2 separate regions of the Homo sapiens genome follow, and region 1 is linked to region 2. A link is an interaction called in ENCODE POLR2A ChIA-PET data of the cell type or tissue named here. Cell type or tissue: CD4-positive, alpha-beta T cell. All regions are shown on one strand.

Region 1 (8,000 bases), 120 kb before region 2:
AGCCTCCTGAATAGCTGGAACTACAGGCACGTGCCATCACACCTGGCTAATTGTTGCATTTTTAGTAGAGATGGGGTTTCGCCATGCTGGCCAGACTGGTCTCAAACTCCTGGCCTCAAGCGATCTACTCGCCTTGGCATCCCCAAATTCTGGGAATACAAGCGTTTGTTTATTTATTCAACAAACATACAGTCCTTTCCCAAACTAGGACTTTGGTTAGGCATTTAGGGTACAAAGGATATTCCCTGTCCCCACCCCAGGGAGTTGATTATTTAGGGGAGGGGACAGATAGAAGGAAACAGTACAATATAGTGTGATTTGTGCAAAGACAGAGGGCCCAGGTGCTGAAGGAGCCCACAGGAGTGTGCTCAACCCAACCGCCCACCAGGGGTTTAAGAGGAAAGTGCAGAAAGGCTTCTCAGGAAAAGGTGATGATGGGCTGAGTCCTGAAAAACATGACAGCCTACTTGTGGAATGTGTTTAGATAAAAATGTATGCTGAAATCCTAGCAGTAAATGTGAGGAGTGTTTTCTGGTGCTGGTACAAGGGATAAGAGATAAGAATAGAGAGATAAGAAAAAGATCCTAAAAGTCTGTTGGGAATTTGGACTTTATCCTGAAGTCACTCTGAAGCCTCTGAAACTGATATTCTGCCTGCAAAGGACAAGTTCAGACTTGTATTTTCAGAAAGCAAATTTAGCAGCCTTTGGAAAACACATTGAGGACAGTAAGACAATATAAAAGATGGTTTCAGTATTTCAGTAGAAGATGACAAGGCCTCTCTTTGGAGATTAGGAGGAGAAGACAAAGTCAAGAGATACTAAGCAGCTGGAATTCTCCAATTTGGAGACTGAATTGGGTGAAAGAGAGGGAGGAGTCAACGATGAAAGACAGGGAGGAGTCAAGGATGATTCCCAGGTTTCTATGACTCGAGCAGTAGGGTGGGTTGACTGCATCATGGGGCACAGTGAAAAAGACACCAGGTCCTGAGATGATCTGGCTCAGAAGCTGAAGAGAGAACGCAGACTGTAGACTCTTTTGGTGAGTTCTCACGTGCCCCCTTTAGGAAGTAAAGCAGCCTGTGTTTATTTAAAAAGAGTGCACTGTGAGAAAAGCCATTGTGTTCTTTGAGAGGCCAAGAGGGGTGGATCACTTGAGGTCAAGAGTTCGAGACCAGCCTGGCCAACATAGTGAAACCCCATTCTCTACTAAAAATACAAAAGTTAGCTGGACGTGGTTGGGAGTGCCTGTAATTCCAGCTGCTCGGATGGCTGAGGCAGGAGAATCGCTTGAACCTGGGAGGCAGCCGTTGCAGTGAGCTTAGATCGCGCCATTGCACTCCAGCCTGGCCACAGAGCAAGACTCCATTTCAAAAAAAAAAAAAAAAAGAAAAGAAAATCCATTGTGTTTTTTCTAATGTCAGAGATGTGAGAACCAGAGTGACTTCGTAGGGGCCTGAATAGGGGCTGGGTAAATGAGGATGACACCTATTGGGTAGCATTCCCACGTCAGGCATTCTTAGTCACAGAATAATTATGGTTAGACAGGTTGATAATGCTAACTGAAGATACCCAGGCCTTAATAGATCTGGGAAATAACAGACTCAGGCAATGTCCTGATATCCTGGTATCTTAAGAACAAAAGCATTCTTGGATCTATATTTAAAAAATAATTTTAACATAGATTCTTATAGAAGACAGCAGTTACACAAAGATCAACAATCTTTTGTCACAGGCCCTTGCAGAGCATATCTCCGCCGTGATTTTTTGCTTTGTTGTCTTATATATAAGCAGACATTGTACCTAAGGTGGATGCATTTCTTTTCCTGCTTTTGGGGACACCCTGCTTTGTCAATGGAGTAGCCGTTCTTTCATCCCTTTACTTTCTTAATAAACTTGCTTTCATTTTACTCTGGATTTGCCCCACATTATTTCTTGCACAAGATTCAAGAACCCGCTTTTGAGGTCTGGATTGGGACCTTTTTCCGGTAACGCTAAGGTCGGGTGAAAAAGAAAGATGGAAAACTATAGTCATGTTATGACCTCAATTATTAATACCTAAAAATGTGCCCAAATGTATCAGCAGTTAACTCTTAAAGTTATTTCTGGGTTATAAAGTGATGAGATATTTTGTTTTCTTCTTTATATTTTCAATATTTTCCAAGTCATATATTTTCTATTTGATATATTTATATAGTAAATATATATTTAAATCATTTAAAATAATTAAATTATTAATAAATATACTTAAATTATACATTTACATTAAATATATATTTAACAGATTATATATATATATCCTTACTATATATATTTATGTGTTAAAAATAAATATATCTTGTATAGGGGCTGGGTGCAGTGAGTCACATCTGTAATCCCAGCACTTTGGGGGACCGAGGCTGGCGGATCACAAGGTCAGGAGTTTGAGACCAGCCTGACCAACATGGAGAAACCCCGTCTCTACTAAAAATACAAAATTAGCTGGGCGTGGCGGCTCATGCCTGTAATCCCAGCTACTCGGGAAGCTGAGGCAGGAGAATCGCTTGAACCCAGGAGATGCAGGTTGCAGTGAGCCGAGATCACGCCATTGCACTCCAGCCTGGGCAACAGGAGCAAAACTCCGTCTCAGAAAAAAAAAAAAAAAGATAAATATATCTTGTATAAATACATATCATATATCATATACAGATAAATATTTATCTGTTAAATATATATTTATAAACATTTATTGTGAGAAAAGAAAGTACTTCATTAAAAAAAGTCTATCGCCGGCTGTGCGCAGTGGCTCACGCCTGTAATCCCAGCATTTTGGGAGGCCAAGGCCTGCGGATCACGAGGTCAGGAGATCGAGACCATCCTGGCTAACACGATGAAACCCCGTCTCTGCTAAAAAATACAAAAAATTAGCCAGGCGTGGTGGCGGGCACCTGGGTGCGTGTAGTCCCAGCTGCTCGGGGGGCTGAGGCAGGAGAATGGTGTGAACCCGGGAGGCGGAGCTTGCAGAGAGCTGAGATTGCGCCACTGCACTCCAGCCTGGGCGAAAGAGCGAGACTCCGTCTCAAAAAAGAAATAAATAAATAGTCTATTGCCTAAGAATAATATCCTATTCCTCATTTCTCCTCTTTACACATTACACACCCCACTAACTGTGTGTTCTAGATTCACGCATCTTTGTACCTATGCATATGCTGTTCTCTCTGTCTGAAATGTCTTTCCTCTTCCCCCTCATCTGTCAGATCCCAAAAGTCCTTCTGACTGGGCTCAGATGTGATTCTTCCCGGAGACCTTCTCCCAATCTTCCCCAAGTTGCAGTCATCTCTTCACACTGGCTTCTCTTTCGTTCTACTTTTCATAGACTGTACATTGAATGGTTACTTATCCATTGTATTTCTGATAGACCCAGTAGATGATACCACTCTGAATGATCAGGGATGTTTTTGCTTCTCTTGATAGTTATTGCACGTATCTTCTACCCCTTTGTCTCACTTAAAGCAAGTGAGCCAAGGTTTTTGCTTGTAATGCTCTTGTTCTTATTTTCATTTCTTAGACAAATATGAACTTCAGTCGTATAGAATATGAGAGCTGAAAAGTGATTCTTTAGTTTAAATATGAGAAAATGGAGACCCAGAGATACAAATAAGACACCTAGTATGTTTGGGTTTTTCACTGCTAGAATTCCTATGTCCTGTTCTCACGAGGGGGCAGCTTGGGCTTGACCGAGCAGGAGCTTCATGGTCCCACACGTAGTATGACATGTGACCTCTGCACATTGTTTACAGTTCCTAAACTGTGATTTCTTTTTCTGTGAAATAGTTATAATAGTAAGTGGCTACCAAGTAGAAAGTGGTCATGGGGGGTGAAGGTTAAACACAATAACGGACACACAGAACTTACACAGGGCATTTTATGCCAAGCTATATTGAATATCTATATCCCTCTACCTGCCCGTCAATGTCATGAATATTGACAATTCACTCTAGACCCTGCTAGAAGAATCCAAAGAAATTGACAGTGAGCTGGAAGCAATGACTGAGAAATTACAGTACCTCACTAGCGTGTACTGTACAGAAAAAATGTCTCAGCAAGTGGCAGAACTGGGACGGGAGACTGAGGAGTTGCGACAGATGATCAAAATTCGTTTGCAGAACCTCCAAGATGCAGCTAAGGTAAAAAAAGAAAAAAAAAAGAAACAGAAAAAAATGTCTATCATTGAAAGAAAATGGCAATGCCACTATGGAAATAGTGCTCACCTGTGATGTGGTTTCTTGACTGTGATGTTATTCTTCCCCTATGGCTTTGAACTTCAAGTACAATACATTGATATTGACTCTCTAGGATATGAAAAAATTTGAAGCAGAGTTGAAAAAGTTACAAGCTGCCTTGGAGCAAGCCCAGGCAACACTGACTTCTCCAGAAGTTGGACGTCTCAGTCTCAAGGAGCAGCTCTCTCATCGGCAGGTAAGCCAAACTAACTTGGAGTAAATAGGGACAGGGACCTATATTTTTAAAAGAGGATAGTAAGGAAAAATGCCTCCTAAACTCAACACTGTTTTATTTTTTTTAATTTATTTTTAAATAGAGACAGGGTATCCCTATGTTGGCCAGGCTGGTCTCGAACTCCTGAACTCATGTGGTCCACCCACCTCAGCCTCTCAAAGTGCTGGGGTTACAGACGTGAACCACTGTGTCCAGCCCCTAAACTCAACACTGTTTTAAACATTTTTTTTTTTTTGCAAAATGTTTATAACTTGCAACGTAACTATAATTTAGTGCCTTTTGCTTATGAAATAAATGATTTAAATATTAAATTTTTGAACTATGAAATTGCATTTTCAGCATTTGTTGTCTGAGATGGAGTCACTGAAGCCGAAGGTGCAAGCAGTGCAGCTCTGCCAGAGTGCCCTCCGGATCCCCGAGGATGTGGTTGCCAGCTTACCTCTCTGTCATGCTGCTCTGCGGCTGCAGGAAGAGGCCAGCCGGCTGCAGCACACCGCCATCCAGCAGTGTAACATCATGCAGGCAGGTGCAGGGTACCCACACCAGTAGAGCAATTGCTGATGAATCATGGGCTTCTTTTCTTAGCATTGTGTGGGCTCAGCCATCAAAACACATCCAGGGTGTTGAATCTGACAGGCTGTTGTGGTTTTATAAAATAAGGAGATTAAAATGCTGTCATTTGGATCACCCACAAAAGCCTGGGGAATGCTATATAAAAAATATCCTTGGTGAAAATTATCTTTTAGTGATATTTTTAAATAAATAACTTGTAAAGATTAATTTTCTATGCAATTACATGTTTTTATCTCTTATTATTCACCTGAGAATCATCTACAAACTGATAATACAGGTTTACTGTTATCTTGTGTTACAGAGTTTTTTTCATATTTCAGCTTATTAAAGCATTAAATCCATTTTCTTTTGAGTGCCTAAAAAAATGCACTCAAGTATAATTCTTAGTCTCTTTGCCTAGTAAGAGAAAATCATTTACCAGGAAGAAATGACAGTGTTTACCTTATGTCTCCCTTCAACTAATAATTCTTGCTTTATCCAAAAATTGTATCAATAGCATCTCACTAAAATCACTAGTGGCTCATTTGGTCAACTACCCTTTCCTCCCTGTTATCTTGTAATTTGTTGGACAGAAAATTCCTGAGGCTAAAAGTCATTCATACTTCATATGTGTATATACTTTTGTTTGGTAGAGATGGGGGTGTCACCATGTTGCCCAGGCTGTATTGAACTCCTGGGCTCACATGATCCAGCCACCTTGGCCTCCAAAAGTGCTGAGATTACAGGCTTGAGCCACTGCGCCCAGCCCATAATTCGTATTTTTATTCCCTACCGTAGCACTTAGATAAGTGTCTTACCTATATATTCAGTATTTGTTAGATGGAAAAATGAAATAATGTTTCCCACACTGCTTCACCCTTTCTGACCGTCATGTTCCATCTTCAGGACGATATCAGTAGGGAAAAGAGAGAGAAAGAATCCTAACCACTTAACTATTTTGATTCCATCAATAATTTTGCTACAACATTTTAGAGAGAAAGTTCTGAAATATCTACATAAAGTGAGGAATTCAAACCATCTAGGAATTTTACCCATCATTTCTTTATTCCCTACCTGTACAGGTAAATAGGAGTTAAACTACAGAATCACTTACCTAGTTATTGGTAGAGAAAAAAAACTGTCTATCTTTCTGTTTTTTTTTTTTTTCAAAGGAAGCTGTGGTACAATATGAACAATATGAGCAAGAAATGAAACATCTCCAGCAACTGATAGAAGGAGCTCACAGAGAGATTGAGGATAAACCTGTTGCCACCAGTAACATACAGGAGCTGCAGGCTCAGATTTCTCGGCATGAGGTGAGAGGAATGTAGGCGAAATACCGAGGGCAGGAAACTGGCTTGATTAGAGTATATGTTTGGTTTCTAGAGAATGGAAGAGAACAGTTTCCCCTGTCCTGCACTTAATGTGTTCAACTCTTGAGAGGCCTCTTTGGCTATCTAAGCATTGTGAGTGCCGTTTTTGTTGATTCAGTAACACGTGCGTTCCCCTTGATTCCATAACCTCTCTACACGTTGTTCGTATTATATCCTTTGGGACCCACTGATTATCATCTCCTGCACCCAGAATTCTCACAGTTAATACACTAAAACACAGTCCATACCCTGTTTTTAATGCCTACGAGAAACAGCAACGCTTAAAGCTTTGCTGCATTGATCTCTGTCTTGGTGGCTCACTCCTGTAATCCCAGCACTTTGGGAGGCCAAGATGGGTGGATCATGAGGTCAGGAGATGGAGACCATCCTGGACAACATGGTGAAACCCCGTCTCTACTAAAAATACAAAAATTAGCTGGGTGTGGTGGCATGCGCCTGTAATCCCAGCTACTTCGGAGGTTGAGGCAGGAGAAGCACTTGAACCCAGGATGCAGAGGTTGCAGTGAGCCAAGATCGCGCCACTGCACTCCAACCTGGCGACAGAGTGAGACTCAGTCTCAAACAAACAAACAAACAAGACTTAATATTTTAAACATTTTCTTCTTTGACATATTAGTCATTTCAGTTCCTCTCCCCAAAATCAGAGGATGGTCCAGGTTGTTTACTTTGCTAATTTTCAGATTGGGCCAGCTAACATGTGCCTCGTTTTCAAATGTTCTTTCCTTGTTCCTTTGGCATCATTATGACCTTAGGACTTGACCACTCCTTGTGCAGTCCCTGTCCCAGACATCATAGTCCTTGAGTGATTGAGCTTAGCAGGGAATTTCCTTTCCTGACCTGTCAATTCCATATAGGTCAAATTCACTCTTTCCCTTGGGGGCTGGTTCATAGCACTGTGAATTTTGGTAAATAACTGGGAGAAGGTTGTCTTATTTTTTCTGTACTAAGGATAGAGTATATGGAATATATCCTTCCATATGCTCTATTTTAACTTTGTCATGAGAAAAATGAACAATTTTTCCAAACCACTCACATTGAGATTCTCAAAAGATTCAAGGTATTGCTTTGTAAGGATGAAAAATCTCACCCTCTTCTCCAAATGCAATTAATTATTTAATTTCTTGACATCTACAAACATTAATAATTTTCATTTATATATGACTTACAAAATCATTTAAATATCCCATCTACATTTACTCCAACAACTGTAGACATCATCTATGTTAATGATTTTTCTTACACAATGGTTAAATGAAAGTGTTATGTAGATTTTTGAAACCACTGTTTATGTAGGTCTATATGTTAGACTATATATTACATATTTATTTTGAAACGATTTTTAATCCCATCTAGGAAGATCCAAAATTTTGTTGTAACAACTCTTCTATCATGGTACAGATATTTTTAAAATCTTTTCTGGAGTAATAATTGTTATTACTACTAAACTTTTTTGTTGTACGGTTTTTCTTCCCCAAGAAACTTGTGCTTTTTTTTTTTTTTTTTTTTTGAGACACAGTCTTGCTGTATCATCCAAGCTAGAGTGCAGTGGCAAGATCATG
Region 2 (8,000 bases):
AATTCTGTGGATATTGTTGAAGTAACAACAAAGGATTTCAAGTATTACATAAACTTAGTTGATAAAGTAGCAGTAGGGTTTGAGAGGATGACTCAAATTTTGAAAAAAGTTCTGTGAGTACAATGCTCTCAAACAGCATCACATGCTACAAGGAAACTTTTGTAAAAGGAAGAGTCATCAGTGCTGCTTAAACTTCATTGTCTTATTTTAAGAAATTGCCAGAGCCACCCTAGCCTTCATCAATCACCACTGGATCAGTCAATGGCCTTTCACGTTGAGCCAAGACCTTCCACCAGCAAGAAGATTATGACTTGCTGAGGCCTCAGATGATCATTAGCATTTTTAAACAATAAAGTATTTTTAAATTAAGGTATGTACATTGGTTTTTTTAGACATATGCTATTGCACATTTTATACACAATAGTATAGTGTAAACATAACTTTTATATGCACTGAGAAACCAAAAAATTTGTGACTCACTTTATTGTGATATATACTTTATTTCAGTGGTCTGGAACCAAATCTGTAATATTGCCATGATGTGCCTCTAGATCCCAAGTTAGATATTTAAATTGAGGGCTATACAAAGGAAATTCTATCAAGAGGGGATTCAAAAACACTTCAGAAATCATTGGCAGGAGATGTCCGTGGGTATTCAAGTTTGTTTTTTTATTTAGGAATTAGAAAATGCAGTTGGGAGCTGGACAGATGACTTGACCCAGTTGAGCCTGCTGAAGGACACCCTCTCTGCCTATATCAGTGCTGATGATATCTCCATTCTTAATGAACGCGTAGAGCTTCTGCAAAGGCAGTGGGAAGAACTATGCCACCAGGTAAGATAAGTTCTAAAAATGGAATTATCTTGATGATGGAAAATTGGGAGATGAATTTGAACGTCAGATGGGTTAACCCACATGTGGACCCGGCCCATAATTCTTAGTACGGACAAAGGAAGAACACTGTGGTTACTACCAGAACATTTCAGATCAATACATTTATATTTTACCACATTTTAGAAAAACCTAAACTGGATTCTTTTTCTTTCACTTTTGCTGGCTGGCATTTTATATATATATATATATATATATATATATATATATTTTTTTTTTTTTTTTTTTTTTTTTTTTGAGACAGAGTCTCACTCTTTTGCCCAGGCTGGAGTGCAGTGGCACAATCTCGGCTCACTGCAAGCTCCACCTCCCAGGTTCACGCCATTCTCCTGCCTCAGCCTCCCAAGTAGCTGGGACTACAGGCACCTGCCACCATGCCCAGCTAATTTTTTGTATTTTTAGTAGGGATGGGGTTTCACCGTGTTAGCCAGGATGGTCTCGATCTCCTGACCTTGTGATTTGTCCGCCTCGCCCTCCCAAAGTGTTGGGATTGCAGGCGTGAGCCACCGTGCCTGGCCGCTGGCATAATATTTTTAAGAGAAAGCACAATGTTATGGTTCACAGATGTGATTTTGCTGGGTAGATATACTTGAAACGTGAAAAACTACTGTTGTATTTGCAACATTAGCTAATACTGTGGAGCTGGTTTTGTTCAGGGAATATTTATTATCACTTTTAATTTACTGTAGTTGTTTCCTGGTAATTTATATTCATTTATTTTTAGTCATACTTTATTCATTTATTAAATACCTTCTATGTGCACAACGTTTTAAAAAAATATCCCAGATTGACTTTGAGTTGGAAATGAAAGGGAAAGATTGGTGGAAAGGCAGCGAGAAGACATCCTAGGCAAAGAGGAAAAACAGATTCAAAGGCTCATAATGAAGAACAGACCCAAATGCCTTGAGGTTATGTTCTCCAGGAAGCAGGGCCCTGTCTTTGTTACTTCTATACCCCGAGTGCCCTGCCTGGCACATAATAGGCTGTGATACATCTCTGTTAAATGGATCAGTCATCTTAATAATTGTGATGTTAACAAACTGTAATAAATGTCCCTATCGTCAAGTTTAAACTTGATCTGAGACTAAAATCAGTCTAGGAGAATGTGTACAGTTAAGAAGAAAACCAGGCATAAACAGGTAAAAACAATGTATAAAACTGTCTAAAGGACCCAGGTGTGGTGGCTTATGACTGTAGTCCCAGCACTTTGGGAGGCTGAGGCGGGTGGATCACCTGAGGTCAGGAGTTCAAGACCAGCCTGGCCAACATGGTGAAACCCTGTCTCTACTAAAAATACAAAAATTAGCCGCGGATGGTGGCGGGTGCCTGTAATCCCAGCTACTTGGGAGGCTGAGGCAGGAAAATCACTTGAACCCAGGAGCCGGAGGTTGCAGTGAGCTGAGATCACACCATTGCACTCCAGCCTGGGCAACAAGAGCGTAACTCCATCTCTCTCTCTCTCTCTCACACACACAAACTGTATAAAGATTTAAGCAAGCTAAGGCTAGTGTGGATGGCAAGGAATAAAGGAAATGTTTCTTGAGATGGATACATTTTGAATTGAGTTTCGAAAAGGGGAGTGGAGGAGACTGATTGATGGGAGGAAGCAAATGAACACTCTGACAAGGTGGCAGTTGGAGCAGAGGAACTGGCTGGAAAAAGCTGGTGTGGGAAGACTGAGGAAGGGGCTGTTGAGAGGGGGCTCTTATGTCCCTACTCTTATGTCCCTGCCAATTGTGCTGCCCTGGGATCTCTTTTGTCTCCCATCCTCCACCCTTTCTCTGACTTTAGAGATGCTTATCCTCATACTTCAGGAACCATTAAACAGAGTTTAAGAGGCTCAGAGCCTCTTGATTGATGTGATATCAACAAGAAGTGTATTTTCAGGAAAATTTCTCTCTGTATATTTAGGTGAAAACCCATGTTTTTCTCAATCCGTGGGCCAACAGAAAACTCTGGAGCACACATGGTAGATGTGTGAGCAGTTTCCTATGAATATATACTTTTTAAAACGGGGGATACATGTATGAGATGGCTTTTACCAACATGTTAATGATTTGAGTTCAAAATGAATTTGGCTACTTTCACAAAGCTTCATTTTCTCAGTGAACACAATGAGGAATTTACATGGATTTACGCATAGAGGGTAGTAATGCTAATCACAACACTTGATTCATTTCTGAATTCTTCAAACTGAAAGCAATACCTTATTATACAGTAAATCATCCTATAATTTTGCAATGTAAAGACTTTATCATGATGTATCAAAATGAAAGATATTTGGTGGGTACAAATTGTGGGAAATTATCACAGCAACCTTCAGTTACGTTTGTGAGCCCATTCATCTGTTTTTCTTAATTTTAGGAGAAGTCTAGCACTACCTGCTCTCTTAATATTTTTTAGCATGTTCGATGAATTGAATTAGACCAGATCTATTGCTTTAGCTAAATGATGCCTGTGAAGCCTTCAGAGAGATAATATTTTAGAGATTGGATCCTGTTTGCTTCAAACATGCCATGAACTTCCCTCCCCAAAGACCTGGATTATGCCACTCTTCCTGCCGACACTGTTTCTTCCCTTCTAATTTTCTTCTTCTTCTTTTTTTTTTTTTTTTTTTTTTTTTTTTTTTTTTTTTTTTGACACAGAGCTGCTCTCTTGTTGCCCAGGCTGGAGTGCAATGGTGTGATCTCGGCTCACCGCAGACTCCACCTCCTGGGTACAAGTGATTCTCTTGCCTCAGCCTCCCGAGTAACTGAGATTACAGGCATGTGCCACCACGCCCTGTAAATTTTGTATTTTTAGTAGAGACAGGGTTTCTCCATGTTGGTCAGGCTGGTCTCCAACTCCCGACCCCAGGTGATCTGCCCACCTCAGCCTCCCAAAGTGCTGAGATGACAGGCGTAAGCCACCGTGCCCGGTCTTCCCTTCTAATTTTCTAACCTGTTTTCTTTTACATTCCACAACTCCTGTGATGTCACTTATGAAATTCTCAGCCCTCAGTATGTTCTTGGTCCTCTGAATTCTTATTTCTCTTTTGGTTGTGCCATTATGTGGCATTGTGTTATTATTCTTTTCAATGTTTGTGACCTCATTCCAAGAATATGAGGACTTTGATATGCAAAGACCATTTCTTTGCATCTTCAGTGTCTAGAGTAGCTAAGTGTTCATGATGTATTGTTTATAATGAAGACATTATGGCATCGATTCTATTTCCTCATACTTACGTTTCTCTTAGTGTAAAATAATGACAAGATTTTGAATATTTTGAAGATTAAGAAGATTATGGTTATGCAATACTTTTTGATTTAGGAAAAGTGTTGTATAAAAATGCCATGGAATTATTGCTATTATTAATTGCTAAAGTAGTCATTCATATGTTGTAAAATTGTTCTCCAGACTTAGATATATCTAGACAGCCATCTGAAAATATATTTCAAAAGCTGATGTTGATCATGCGATATGCTGTAAATAGATTAATAACTTGCACCTGTGAGGAGACTAAGACGTTAAAAAGAAACAGCAAACGGAATACATAGTGTTTTTAGAAACTTTCCATGTTGAAGTGTCTTAATGCTTGAAGCTAAAGCGTACTTACGTTATTAATACTTCAGTCTGAAAAATAATATTTAAACCAATGAGAGTTTAGTCATGGGTTTGATCAAGGTGCCAGGATGTAACTCTAAGGAGGATATAGATTAGTTTCTCGTTCTTGAGTTAGTTGTTTCTGGTGAATTTCTGTCAAGTATGAAACCACAAAAGGAAATGAGCTTGTGCCCATGTCTCATTGTAAAAGTCAAAACTTGAGTTCAACATAACATTATCCCTACTAAGGAGCAAGTAGTCTGTTCCTATTCTGACCAAAGCAGTTGATGAGGAGTCTGGAGTACCTGGGACTGGCGATGAGAATGCGGAATAGAGGCCGTGAGTAAACATTGCAGGGCAGAGTTAATATATTAAAGTATCTGTTTTCAAGTAGACAGCCCAAATGTTTTGTTGTGCCTGTGTACAGCCAGAGCTTATACTTGTTTTTATTCTGTTTTGGTTTGTAGATTTGTGTGTAATTCTAGCTGAAATATAAGTATATGTCATCATCGTAATTGCTCGTTGTTTTGTCAAAACATCATGGTAAAAATATTTCAACCAGAAAAGGATGTATTTCCTGTTGAGCTGCTGCACACTCTGAAGGTTTTAGCTGGTGCTTCTCAGCTGTTGGCAATGCAATGTATTTGTGCCCTTGCAAAAACATAAATAGGTGCTAAGCTGATAAATAATTTGAGGGTTCATCTGAATCCAAAGAAAGAGATGGTAATGTTTACTTAGTATATAGACTAAATACTAGATGTACAAACCAGAAGGAAGATGCCATTGCCCTTATCTTTTGAAAAGCGTTTGGCCTGGGTTTGCACCCAGTGCTTGTAGCCTCACTGTGTCTTTTTTAAGGTGTAGCTCCGTGGTAAGAAAATGAAAGCAACATTTTCATGGTGTGTGATAAACACAAGGGATTTAATATATATTTTATCTATCTATCTATCTATCTATCTATCTATCTATCTATCTATCTATATATGTGTATAATCCAGCTGCTTAGTGGAGATATGGAATACATGAGTGTCAAGGGAGGAAAAAAAATTTAAAACTTAAGTGATGCCCTGTAGTCATGTATAATAGTACTAGTAGCAACAGCATAGTAATGGCCAGCTGTTGTCAGGTCTTTAATATATATCAGTCAATTTCTTTCTTTTTTTTTTTTTTTTTTTGAAACAGAGTTTCACCCTTGTTGCCCAGGCTGGAGTGCAGTGGTGCGATCTTGGCTCACTGCAACCTGTGCCTCCTGGGTTCAAGCAGTTCTACTGCCTCAGCCTCCCAAGTAGCTGGGATTACAGGCACCTGCCACCATGCCCTGCTAATTTTGTATTCTTTTAATAGTGATGTGGTTTCACCATGTTGGCCAGGCTGGTCTCAAACTCCTGACCTCAAGTGATCCACCTGCTTCAGTCTCCGAAAGTGCTGGGATAATAGGCGTGAGCCAGTGCGCCTGGCCATATCAGTCAATTTCTTAAATTACTCTCTTATTTCTCTAATATTACCATATTGATAGGACAGTGCTGGGCACATAGAGACACTTGTTTACTACAGACAATAAACATTTGTTTAATGAATTTTTGGAGCAAACATAAGAATAATTTCCAAATGAAAGGAGTAAGTCGTAGAGAAAATGAGGGACCTTGTCCTGATCATGCAGTTAGTCAGTGATGGATGAACTATTTTTGAATATCAGCTGCCTCTGGATATTTAATCATATTTGCACCCCATGTCAAAGACTCAAACTTTGCTGGTCTTATCTTGTACTGATTCTAAACAAGTGCCCCAAATTTGTCCAACTTTCATATTCCTTGTCTCTGGAATGGGGATAATAATACTTACCTATGAAAGTAATAGGTAATATTTTTCTATTTTGGGACCATCCTCCCTGCAGATATTGGTGAGTAAAGGCCTAGAGTTCATTCTTGGCTTATGGCCAAGATTCGGGGGCAGTGTAAGGAGTTACTTGTTCATCTTCAGTCTGAAGGGCAGGAGTTTCGATTCTTTTTCTTTTTTTTTCTTCTCACTCTGTTGCCCAGGCTGTAGTGCAGTGGTGTGATCTTGGCTCACTGCATCTTCCGCCTCCCGGGCTCAAGCGATTCTCCTGCCTCAGCCTCCCGAGTAGCTGAGATTACAGATGGCTGCCACCACGCCTGGCTAATTTTTGTTTTTTTAGTAGAGGTGGGGTTTCACTATGTTGGCCCGGCTGGTCTTGAACTCTGCCCACCTCGGCCTCCCAAAGTGCTGGGATTACAGGCATGTGCCACCAGGCCCAGCTTCGATTCATAGACAATGATTATTTTGGGCAGTCCAAATAATAAGAGTATAGTTTCAGTTTGGCCATCAATTGAACCGGGATTTTAACTACCAGCCAGACTCCTGACTCTTGCTGCTCTGTGAATGAAAGGGAAAAGGCCGTATTCACCAGAGAGTTCTCAATCTGAGAGATCAGCAGAAGATCAGAGTGCACGCGGCTCTCAGAGCTAGAGGGGTAAGGGGTCCTGGAAGGATTATGTTCTTCAGTGCTATTTGGGGTATGGTGTAAAGTGACAAAATTTGTCCCCAAAACTTTTAAATCTCTGTTTCCTTAGCTTTTTCCATTTCTAGTAGGCCCTACCCCAAGTTCACTGCCCTTTGACTGTTCTGTATTATTCTGCCTCCAAAAACCTCAATGAGAAACTAAATTATACTAATGGGGAAATACTTAGTAGGTTCACCAGTGTCACCCAACCCAGAAAAACTTTTACTTTAAAAGATCATAATTGAATCAAAAGAATAAATTTCTCATGGTGGCCTTTCAAAATTTATGGTAGGTTATGGGGCTCACTCTCTAGGCAACTCACTATGCCTAAGGCTGGCCTTGGGATACGTATCCTGGGCTCCTGGACTAGTGTACAAGGATGTAGAATCACAGATATTTAGTTTTGTGTTATCTGTCTAATCATTAACAGAGCAAATCCAAGACAGAATTGATAACTAGAAAGTGTATAATACCTTAGAAATATTTTCATTTTCATTTTAAAAAGGAAATTTGTTTGAAATACATAAAAAGTAAATGTATTAAGGAAGGAAAATGTCTTAAAACAAAATATAGCAAAATGTTAACAGTTTGAGCCCAGGGAGTATGTAATGAGTGCTTACCATCCAATTCCTTCAGCTTTTCTGTGTCGGAAATGTTTTGTAATAAAATGTTGGGGGTAAAATAAAATCAATAGGGATATGTTTAATGCAGTGGAATGAATAGTGGAATAGCTAGCATTATGAACAAGACTGTGGAAGAACGTCTTCAGACCTTCTTACCAAATCATATTATGTTTTGCCAACGTGTAGTTTAACTCAACTAGAAACATTCCTTAGTATTTCAACCAGCACTATGAACACAAGAGTATTATATTTTGAAATCAGAAAATTTTAGAATTCTGGAAAGGATAATTCTAGACCTAGAGATAGGAAAACAAGCCCATTGTATATATATAATGTATAAGAAACTCTCAGAACTCAGTAATAAAAAGGCAATCTAATTAAAAA

What was found. Peaks named below come from ENCODE experiments on the same cell type or tissue, not always from the same donor. Only the 100,000 strongest peaks of a DNase experiment are listed, where the experiment ranks them.
Region 1: POLR2A ChIA-PET joins it to region 2 with 10 read pairs; 7 of 35 experiments call an interaction of 5 or more read pairs at or near these places.

Annotation. Positions count from the first base shown.
Region 1 is chr6:152,306,852-152,314,851 of GRCh38, reverse strand. It overlaps SYNE1 (spectrin repeat containing nuclear envelope protein 1), which reads left to right. Exons shown (of 146, transcript NM_182961.4): 88 at 3,979-4,164; 89 at 4,334-4,456; 90 at 4,835-5,017; 91 at 6,220-6,363. Among named protein-coding and RNA genes, the nearest start is that of SYNE1-AS1, 70 kb to the left of the region's middle. RefSeq lists an enhancer at 4,013-5,212. In CD4-positive, alpha-beta T cell, no CTCF peak of the experiment used is centred here; DNase peaks (open chromatin) are centred at 4,261 and 4,951.
Region 2 is chr6:152,182,085-152,190,084 of GRCh38, reverse strand. SYNE1 (spectrin repeat containing nuclear envelope protein 1) reads left to right here. Exons shown (of 146, transcript NM_182961.4): 128 at 678-833. Among named protein-coding and RNA genes, the nearest start is that of SYNE1-AS1, 190 kb to the left of the region's middle. In CD4-positive, alpha-beta T cell, no CTCF peak of the experiment used is centred here; DNase peaks (open chromatin) are centred at 3,594, 4,684, 5,034 and 6,494; H3K4me3 peaks cover 3,967 bases; H3K27ac peaks cover 5,785 bases.